Linked DNA regions of Homo sapiens: region 2 is linked to region 1. A link is an interaction called in ENCODE POLR2A ChIA-PET data of the cell type or tissue named here. Cell type or tissue: MCF 10A. All regions are shown on one strand. Each heading gives the region's core, and the rest is flanking DNA. Links, peaks and the distances in the headings are about the cores only. Region 1 overlaps LINC01471 (long intergenic non-protein coding RNA 1471). Region 2 overlaps CHCHD6 (coiled-coil-helix-coiled-coil-helix domain containing 6).

Region 1 (5,376 bases), core at 164-5,163:
CGGATGGGCATACCTAGCTGCAGGGAAGGCTGTAGTCTTCATTCTGGGATGAAGTGTACCCAGCTAAAAGTCTAGAGTTTTATTTCTATGAGAGAAATTGAGCATGGATACTGGGGGACAATGAACCATTTCCACTTCATCTTCTAATAAATGTGACAAGTGCAATGCTTGTCATATATTGTGTATTGACTCAATTCAGAACACACTGGGCATCTACCCTGTATAAGGCCTTGGCTTGAGCTCAATGGCAGATACACATATGTGTGAGACCAAAGGGCACAGGGAGGCCAGAAAAGAGAACAAGTGACATTTATTGAAGACTTATCATGTCCTGGACCAGGAGCTTTGCATACATCATTGCTTTTAAGCTTTGCAACTCAGTAAATCTGCAGAAACTAAGTTCCAGAGAAATGAAGTGCGTCTTAGGTCTGTTTTCCAGGGAAAGAAACTGTGAGATGAAGATTTGCATTCAGGAAGTTTATTAGGGAGTAGGCTCAGGCTCGACACTGGTGAGGGAGTGAGGGAAGGAGGGCTGGGCAGAGGGAGAAGTTGATTGCGGGCAACAGAAGCCTCAGCCATTCCTACCTGAATGGCCCTTCAGAGTGGTTCTTAACTTCTAATTAAGGGGCCAGGACTCTGTACCCCCTCACCAGCCAGACATTGGATGTGGGATGCCTACCAAAGCCCCCTTCCTCCCCAGGAGGGGTGTGACCTTGGGCGAAGCGGCTGCTGCTATCCAAGGGCACTACCCAGGGACGCAGCTGTCAGGCTTCAGCCTTCAACACTCCCAAATACCTTGGTCCAGAAGGAGGGGTCTGGGCTGCAAAGGACAGTGTCTTCTAGAAAATGACACAATCAAGGTCACATAGCTGGGGGTTCAGAGCTGAGATTCCAGTTTAGTTTTGTCTTCAGAATCCACGTGACTCTTCATGTTCCTTGCTGCCTCCCAGGCAACTGCTCAGGGGCAGATGGGGCTGGCAGAGGAGGAGCCTGGAGGCTGGACCCTCCCCTGGCACATTGTCCCTGAGGACGGTTCAAGACAAGGTCCTCCTTCACAGCTCCGGGGCCCCATCTCACCCTCCTCTTCACTCTGCTCAGTGTGCTCTGGCCACACTGCCCTCTTCACCGCTCCTCTGATAGCCCACGCTCTCTCCAGATGCAGGTATGTCCACGCGCAGCTCCTTTCCCTGGGAGCACACCTCCTCCGGCATTCACACATGGGCTGCTCCCTGTCATTTGAGTCCCACTGAAATGTCACCTTCCCTGATCACCCTTTCGACATTGTCTCCCTGCCCCAGTCCCTCTGGTCCCTAGTAACTGTCATGCCAGCCCCCGGCATTTCGGAGCCCCTCTCTAAAATGATCTCCTTTCTTTAGACTTCATGTGCACACTCCGTCCCCACCAGCACATGAGCTCCGTGAGGGCAGGGATCTTGTCTGTCCTGCTCACCACGATCTCCCCAATGCCTAGCCCAGTGCCTGGCACATAGTAGGTGTTCAATAAATATGAGTTAGATAATGGAATGAATAAATAAATGCATGAAAAAGATATAAATCACCCTAATCCAGGGCAGAAAGAACTTGGGCCTGCGAGGGATGGCCCAGAGCTGGGGGGGTGTTTGAAGGGAGTGATTCCTTCCTTCCTGCTGCCCCAAGGAGATAGAGCAGTGTCAGCCTCAGTTTGCCCAGCTGTAATCAAGGGGATGAGGCTGGCTTCCCACCTCCTAGGAAGCCAGCCCCATCTGGGGTTCTTTCTTGGGTGGTGTGTGCAGTAGGGGAGCGTGTCAGTGCGGTTTCTCCTGAGGCCTCCCTCTCCTTGGCTTGCAGGTGGCTGTCTCCTCCTCCGGGGTCTTCACCTCGTCATTCCCCTTTGTGCGTCTGTGTCCAGATCTCTTCTTACAAGAACACCAGTTATATTGGGTTATGAGCCACTCGTTTTAACTTAAGTACCTCTTTACTGACTCTGCAGGAGTCCCCCTGATCTGCAAGGGGTGCTCCAAGACCCCCAGTGGATGTTGGAGACTGTGGATAGTACTGAACTTCCCCCCATGTACAAACCTATGATAAAGTTTAATTTATGAATTAGGCACAGTGAGAGATTAACAATAGCAACCATGAATACAATAGAACAATAACAGGACATACTGTTATAAGGGTTATGGGAGTGTGGCTTCTCTTACTCCAAACGCCCGATTGTGCCTCACTCACTCTTTCTGTGAGGCTGTGAGATGACACAATGCCTTCGTGAGTGAGTGACGTGGGCACTGTGACATAGTGTCAGGCTGCTGCCAACCTTCTGATGATACGTACGTCAGAGGGAGGGTCACCTGCTGTGGTTACCCTGGACCATTGAGCCGTGATGACACTGCAGGCTGGATGTCAGGAGCAGACGATGTTGATGACTCACAGATGGGGGAGTTGCAGGTACAGCATAAAGACGCTGGACAGTGGGATGATTCACACCCAAGCTGGATGGGGCTGCACTCAGCGAGATTTTTCAGTCTACTCTGAACGGTGTGCAATTTAAAACTTATGAATAGTTTGTTTCTGGAATTTTCTTTCTTCCTTTTTTTTTTTCCTTTTTGTTTGAGACAGGGTCTTGCTCTGTCACCCAGGCTTAAGTGATCCTCCTGGGCTCAAGCGATCCTCCCGCCTCTGTCTTCTGAGTAGCTGGGACCACAGGCACACGCCACCATGTCGGGCTAGTTTTTAGATTTTAAACTTTTTGTAGAGATGGGGTCTCACTATGTTGCCCAGGCTGTGGCATTTTCCATTTAATATTTTCAGACGTGATTGACCGTAGGTAACTAAAATTTCAGAAAGCAAAACAGCAGAGAAGTGGGAACTACTGCATCTCCAAGTGCAGTCCCATTCTGAGGTACTGGGCATAGAGTTCAGTGTGTAAATTTGGGGGCCACCATGCACTCTGCGAGATGGGGTGCCAGACCATCCCCAAGACTGGGAAAAGCAGGAAGCCCTGGCACTTCCCATGTATTTATTTATTTGGAGGATCTTGGCATACTAAAAAATAAAGGCATGTCTCAATGGTTTTAAGAAATTGATCTATATTTTAAGTGGTTACTTTAATAAGTTAGTACTTTAAACAAATAATGCACCACAATTGTACAAATCACAAGATAATTGCAATATTATTAACAAAAATGTTCATTTAGCGCATTGTCTGGTCTGGCCATGGGACATAACTTTTCAGTTTTGCGATGAGCGGCTTTGTCTTTTAATCTTATCATGCGTCTCCACATTCAGGGATGAAATATTCAAACTTCTGCTCACCTCCTTTTCTGCAGCTTGAGAAGCCTCTGCCTGGGTGCGCAGCCCCACAGCCCAGCCTCTGCAGAGTGGGAGGGGAGCCAGGCCCTGCTTGGGTAGCATTGCCATGGCAACCTCTCCCCACGCTGCTCCTCGCTGAGACCCGGGCATCTGTGGCCATGGCGACTGGGCCTGCCACTGGCACATCTGCATAGCAACCAGAGAGGGTGCCGAGCGCAGCTGGGCCCCGCTCAGGAAAACAGGTACACTCAGAGCTTTTATCAGTCATTAAGGAGAAGCTGGGAGCCTCTATGGGGAGAAAGGACAAAGGATGCAGACAAAAGACTTGGAACCGCAAGTGGCTAATAAATCTATGACAAGTGCCCAACATTACCAGCGATCATAGAAATGCAAATGCAAACAACAATAAGATACTTAAAGAAAAACAACAACAACTAGTGCAATTGGCAAGAGATGAGGCACAAAAGAGATAGGACCCAGTGTTGGCGGGGGGTGTAGGGAATGGGGACTCGAACACCCTGCTGGTCTGAGTGCACATTCATGGAACATTTCTGAGAAGGCAATTTGCAATCTGTATCAAAAGCCTTTAAAATGCACATACCTTTTGAACCAACAATTCTAGTTGTAGTAATTTATTCCAAGGTAATAATTAAGTGAGTAAAGATTCAGCTCCAAGTGTGTTCCCTGTAGGGGCAATTATAATACAAAAACTTTGAAACAACCACAATCTGAAAAAAAAAAAAAAAAGAATTGATTAAATCATCTATTTTGCATTCATACAAGGGAGTGCTATGCAACCTTTAAGAAATGTTATAGAAGACTACTTAGAGGTGCAGAACGATAGTTACAATAGAATATTAAGCAGAAAAGCAACAGATTATGAAACAGATGTATAGTGCTGCTCAGGGCCCTCCTACCAACACCTTCAGTCCTCAGCACCCTCTGCATCCAGGGGAGGGTGTCAAGACTCAGCAGAACACTGCCCAGGGTTCCTAGAGAGCGCGACCAGAAGTTTCTGTGCACATGAACGCACGTCTGAGTGTACATCTTGGGGAGAAGCACAGTCCAGAGCTGCGGGCCTGGGAAGCCCAGGTTGTCTCCTGACACCACCTAATTGTGTGACTCACGGATAGCCCTTCCTGGAGAGCTTGTCAGATTGGGGTAGTCATTGCTGCACTGGCCATCCCATCCCAGGGTATTCCCAAGCCAAATACCATCTCTTAGTTGGGTCAAGAGGATAAACCATGAAGAATCAAATAATGTTTTCAAGGCAACAGATTTGGAGCCTTGCCTGCATGAGGAAAATCAACTTCAACATAAGGCATTTTTTAAAAATTCAAAAACTTTTCAGTTGTAGTAAAATGCACATAACAAAATTTTTCATTTTGACCATTGTTAAGTGTAAAACTCAGTGTGCAACCATCATCACCATCCGTCTCCAGAACTTTTTTCTCTTCCCAAACTGAGACTCTGTACCTATTAAACACTAACTCCCATTTCTCCTCCCACCAGTCCCCCTAGCAACCACCATTTTACTTTCTGAATCTGACCACTCTAAGGACCTCATATAAGTGGAATCATATATAGTGTTTGCCCTTCAGTGACTGGTTTATTCACTTAGCACAGTTTTCAGGGTTCATCCATGTTGTAGCATGTGTCAGAGTTTCCATCCCTTTTAAGGCTGAATATTTAACATTCTGTTGTGTTCATATACTATATTTTGTTAATCCATTCCTCTGACAATGGACACTTGGATTGCTTCCATCTTTTTGCTGTTGTGAAGATTGCTGCTGTGAACATGGGTGTGCAATTATCTCTTTGAGACTCAATGTAAGACTTTTCTGATGAAGATCCATCCCGTGGAGTGAAGCTAGAGAGGCTGTCAGGGATGGGCTTTTCTATCTCCATGTGGAGAAGTTGTCGATGTAAGGATCAGTTGGAGAAGAGCAAGGCAAACCAAGAGACACACATGAAGGAAATGGCATTCATCCAGACAGAAGCGCCAACTCACCAGAGAGCTGGGAAGACAGTGAGGTGGAGGAAAAGAGTTTTGTGTGTCTTGTCTTCCTACTCACATACTCAATGTGTT
Region 2 (5,376 bases), core at 121-5,120, 600 kb after region 1:
ATTGTGCCACTGCACTCCAGCCTGGGTGACAGAGCGAGACCCTGTCTCAAAAAAAAAAGAGAGAGAGAGTTGAGAGAGATGACAGAATCTATATATTCAAATAATCGTTCTATGGGCTGAACTGAATCTACCAGAATGAAGTTTACTGGGAATAAACATAAGGTCCTGTACTCAAGTCTAAACAGGGCACTTAGTAGCCATGCATGGAGGCGAGTTCACAGGAAGCTTTATATGAATAGTTACTGGGCCCAGCCAAGGAGACAGCAGACAACATGGTGAGTTCAGTGCTGCAACCCAGTGTACATGCTGCTGACAGAGATCAGCCACCAGACAAGAGAGACGATGCCTGCACTGCATTCTGGCTGCTTATCTGCTCTGGCTCCCCAGAGCCCAATTCTAAAAGGGAGCAGGTGGAGAGGAGACAGGGACTCCAAGTCAGGTGTCTGCTTCACTGGATGAGTCAGAGAAGGATAAAGTTGAAGGAAAAGGAAGACACGGGGGACATAAAAGTTATCTTCAGATATCTGCCCAGCTGCATGCACAGGTACTTTGTCACTGTGCTCTATAAAGCCTCAGGGGGCAGAACTAGGAAGCTCCCAAGAGTCAGCCCTGAGCTGTTTCCATCAGAGAGAGTTCTTTTCTAACAGCCAGGGCTATACAGAGATGAAATGGGAGGTGTGAGGATGGGCACTGGCAACTGAACTTGTTCCAGCAGAGGAAGTAGAGTTCCCAGGGTGACCACACATGAATGACCCCAACCTGTATCTAACTGGATTAGATGACTCTGAGGGTCCATCCAGCTACGGGGCCTGCAGTTTCAGGGATGCCACTAAGCAGTTACTCCGGACCTCATCTGTGTGTGTGTGGTGGTGGGGACAGTGGGAATGATGACGTTGGAACACATAGTGCTTTCTCAGAAAGTATGGCTCAGTGGAGATAGAGAGCCTCCGCTTCCCAGGGAGACTGGACTAGTGTTAGAATCCTGGACTTCACTCTCCTGGATCTAGCTACACCAGAAACAAACAAACAAAACCAGTGACCAACAGTTATAGGCAAGCTAGGTCTCACAGGGCTTTACTCTAGCTTGGAGCTGCCACCATGGGGCAGGCATGAATGGAGTGCCACAGGTGACGTGCGGCCAGCCTGCACTGGGGACACAATTCCTTTGATGGTGAACCCTTCAGGCTTGGCTCTCCTGGCAGGCATGTACAGAGACACAGAGGGCTCTGTGATGGTGGTGGGTGGAGACCCCAACCAGCCCTGAATGTGAACTTTCTTCCCATGGTCTAGAGGCTATCAGATCCTGAAAACAATCACCTGATACCTGTCTCTAACCTTTAAACTTCAAGGTCTGGTAAGATGGATATGCTTTTACACAATGCCGCAGAAGAAATCAGTCTTTCTGCAACATCCACCCTGGTCCAATAAGAACCAGATGCCAGGAGATGGGTCTCACCAGCCTCTGCCACAGCAGTCCCTCTGGTGGGCTCTCACGGAAGTCATCGCAGCCTGGAGCTGCTGCAGCCTCCCTGGGTTGAGTACTATGGTCTACTGTAGGCAGACCTGAGGGAAACGCTTTACCAATGAACAACTTCCTACCCCTGCCCCCAGGGCAGTGTCCTCAGGAGCTGTGTGTGCACACCACATGGGGCATCTTGCAGGGGTGCGTCAGCTCTGCCTTGCGGATGGAAAGGCCCTGTCTGTGATGAGGGCTGCTCCCTCAAGGCGCAAATAACTAGACATAACTGATGCAAAGCTTTCTCTAAAGAACAGGAATAGGGGAAGCTGCAAGACTTAAGAAAATAAATCTAACAGCAATGATGCTAAGCGGTAACCTCTCTACTGATTAAAAAAAGAAAAAAAGATTCCTCAACTGTAATAACATTTAATCCCTCCAGAAGCTAATCTAAATGTAACACTCAAAAGAAAACAAAAGTGACACAAAGGAGAAGAACCCCAGCCATTGCCTGTGGGGACGCTGGCTTTATTCCGGAAGTGAGTCCATTAATAGAGCTGGGAATGAAATGCCATTTTCATTTCAGTCGAGGGGAGGGGATTAATAAATTGTAGTCTCTAAGCCCAGTTTTTTGAGTCATGGATCTCTGAGCACTCAGAAAGCACTGGGCTGAAGCCTGTGCACAGTGGGGCTGCCCTTCCCCTTAAGCCTGCAGCTGCCACTTTCAGAGCTGGCTGGATGAGACGCCCTCTGCACACACTTCAGCATTTAGAACCCAACAGGACTGTGCTGAGCCCACCACCCCCCAGACAGCTTCCTGTGCCCCCTCGTTTGGGCACTGGGACAGTTAGGGGGCCCTTGCTCCACACACATCCCTGGTGGTGGACAGCAGACGAACGCTCCTGATGCTCATGTTCAGCGCATGCCCCATGCCTTGGTCAGGAGCCTCCCTGCTGCCCTGCGCTTGCCAGCTCCCCAGCCACCTCTCTAGCCACCTCCCTCAGGGCCCAGCTCTCCTTTTGGCCACAGCTGCTGCTTAGAGGCCAGAATCTCACAGTAGTCAGGTATTTGCCCAGCTCAGTTCTGCTTGAATGTCAGAGATCACCCTGATCCTCAGATGGACAGAGTCCTGGCTGTCCTCTCTCACATTACCCGACTGTTCCCTCTTCATTGCACTTTGTATAAAATCATCTTATTTTGTTGCTGACCATTTGTCTCTCTGCCCTGAGAGCAGGAAGCCTCCTGCCGGTTCACAACCGTATTCCCAGAACAGTGCCGGCGTGGGAGTGGAATATCTGTGCAATGGGTGAGTCATTCCTGGCTGGCAGTGTTGTCTCTGCTCTCAACATCATTACTGCTTGGTTCTCCCAAATGCTGCCAGATCTCTTTCTAAAACACAAATCCAATCATATCAATTCCCTGCTTAAAAGCCTTTTTTATGACTTGCCACTGCCTGCAGGATGAATCTCGAATTCTTTAGAATGCACCAAAGGCTCTTCACATTGGGACCACCCTGTCCCACCAGCCTCATCTCTACCCTCTCGGATGTTTGCTTCTTGACCAGCATGCCTGGTCCCCATCTTTCCCCTAATACTCCAGGAAGAGAGGCCCAACTGAGTCTCCACTCACAATGACCCCTGGCTGCACAGCCTGCCCTGGTCCACTTCACCTTGGCTCAGCACAAGGTCATTTCATCTCTGAGGCCACACTACTCAGGCAAAGCTAGTCCTGCCATCCTCTCTGTTGTGGGAGTGCTTTCCTCATTCACAGCTGCGGCACTCACCATCTGTCATGGGGTATTTCTTCCTCCATTTGGTATTCCTTGAGTTCATAAGTATTGGACCCTGAGGATACAAAGATGAATAAAACAAGGTTCCTGTCTGCAAAGAGCCTATCATCTAGCAAAATGCAATGCCTGAATATGTAAGTACAAAACAGACATGTAAGTGGCAGCCATGTATTGTCCCTGGGCCTCCCAGGTTCTCTGGGGGCAGTAAAGAGGGCAGAGCTAACTCTGTCTTGGGTGGGCCAGGAGGATTTTAGACAGCCTTTCAGTTTTATAAAGAAAGACACATTTGAGCTGAGCCTAGAGGAACGAGAGTCCTAAGCAGGGAGGTAGGGATACCGCAAGCGCGGTGGCTGGGAGTGCGTCTGTGCTCTGCAGCGGAGGCAAGGGCCTCCAGGATGGTCTCGTCCATTGTTATATATCCTCTCTGGCACAGAGCCCGCCACCAAGCCAGCCTCAGGAAAGGCTGACTGGACTGAATCAGAGGTTAAGTTCTAGATCACCATCATTTAATCCTGTCTTTAAGGAGAAATGATGATTTAAAAAAATAAGGGGGAAGAAGGTTATGCAGCAAATACACTCCAGGCCCTCCGTGGCTCTCTTCTGTGGATGGTGGCCCCCGGTGCTGGAGCAGGGGTTATGAGAGTAAGCCATTAAAAGGCGGAAGGCCTCCCTGCTCTAAGCAGCGTCCAAGAGAAAACCACTATGATACTTCCTAGGAGAAGCATGGTGGCTGGCTGCCTGCCTGCCAGCCAAGGGAGACAGAGACAGAACACTGATGCTGTGGCAGAGGAAGTAGCCCTTCTGCGGCTCATGGTCAGATGAGGAAGAGGGCTGGCTGTATACTACATTCCTAGTGCAGAGTGACATGGCTGCTTTTCTTAAACATTTACACAGGAAGATGAGCGCTGTACAACTTCCCTTGGTTATCACATTATAATGCCTCATTGCAAATCAGGAAGTTCTTTGCTAGATCTAACTTAAGTTTTCACAGCTGCAGTCCAAGGCTGTAGCCCTGATACTATTCAGACAATGTTTCCTTCTCAGAGGAATAAAATTCCACCCTCTGGTCAGCCTTCTCCTTTCCTGGGGGCCCAAACCGTGTGTTTACCTTTTCAACCCTTTAACCATTCTGGTCTCTCCTTCTGGAGCCTCTCCAATCTGTCTACTGCCTGCCTGCACAGCACAGCCCCAAATGGAGTGCCAGGCACCCAGCACTTGATTATTCGTGGTGACAGGACAGAATGAGGAGCAGAAAACCACTGCCTAATTCCTAAGTTTCATTTACTCCAGTAAAGGTTCAACATCATTCCTGATGGAGCATTTGGATGCACCTGACAGCACAAAAGCTATACTGACTGCTGCAAGCTTCATCTCTCATTACTCCCCACTAACACATGAAATGACAGACGCAAAAACCTGGCCAGCAGCTCCTGAGCAAGTGAGTGAGCCAGGCCTGAATGAAAGGCAGGTGATGGAGGCCTGGAAGGAAAGGCACCCACCTTTCCTGCGACCTCAGCTCCTGGCTGCTGGGTTTCTGACCCAAGAGCCTCAGCATGTCCATGGAGGAGAGGTCCTCCAGGCCCACCCATTCTGGCTTCACCCAGAATCACAGCTCATCTGTGCCTCAGGTGTTCACATGTCCGCAAACTGAGCACCAGGTCCCCAGTTAAAGGACATTTCAAAACCACAGCTCAAGTTCACGAGGAAAGGAGATTGCCTCATACACCTCAGAGGGTCAGAAGCCAAGCCCTGACTGGCAAACAGCACACTCCCAGTCTCTCCCACTCACACAACCAGGAACCCAGCTCTGGGGACAGTGCCTGTCTCATGGGGTCACCCTTAGCTTAGGGATCTGATGCCCAATTGCACTGGGAACCTCCCTCACCCCTGGCCCAAGTCATTATTGTTCCTTTCCTTGTGGTTGTGTTTGTAGTCTTGTTAATTTTTAATTATACAAGCTATACGTGAGAGTGTGTGTGTGAATATATATATTTAAATAAACATTTCAGATAAAGCTATAGTCCCTGTTGACCCTTTTTATAATCCTGAACTTCTCCGAACTAACCAGAGATAACTATTATCTCCCGTCAGGAACATACCTTTTTCAGACATTTTCTCTATATCACATAAA

Evidence for each region. Peaks named below come from ENCODE experiments on the same cell type or tissue, not always from the same donor. Only the 100,000 strongest peaks of a DNase experiment are listed, where the experiment ranks them.
Region 2: POLR2A ChIA-PET joins it to region 1 with 5 read pairs; 1 of 35 experiments calls an interaction of 5 or more read pairs at or near these places.

Annotation. Positions count from the first base shown.
Region 1 is chr3:127,522,545-127,527,920 of GRCh38, reverse strand. The region is part of intron 5 of LINC01471 (long intergenic non-protein coding RNA 1471); the gene reads left to right. Among named protein-coding and RNA genes, the nearest start is that of LINC02034, 12 kb to the left of the region's middle. In MCF 10A, for the core only: no CTCF peak of the experiment used is centred there; a DNase peak (open chromatin) is centred at 2,360.
Region 2 is chr3:126,924,256-126,929,631 of GRCh38, reverse strand. All of the region lies in intron 6 of CHCHD6 (coiled-coil-helix-coiled-coil-helix domain containing 6), which reads right to left. Among named protein-coding and RNA genes, the nearest start is that of PLXNA1, 56 kb to the left of the region's middle. In MCF 10A, for the core only: a CTCF peak has its summit at 2,702; a DNase peak (open chromatin) is centred at 2,741.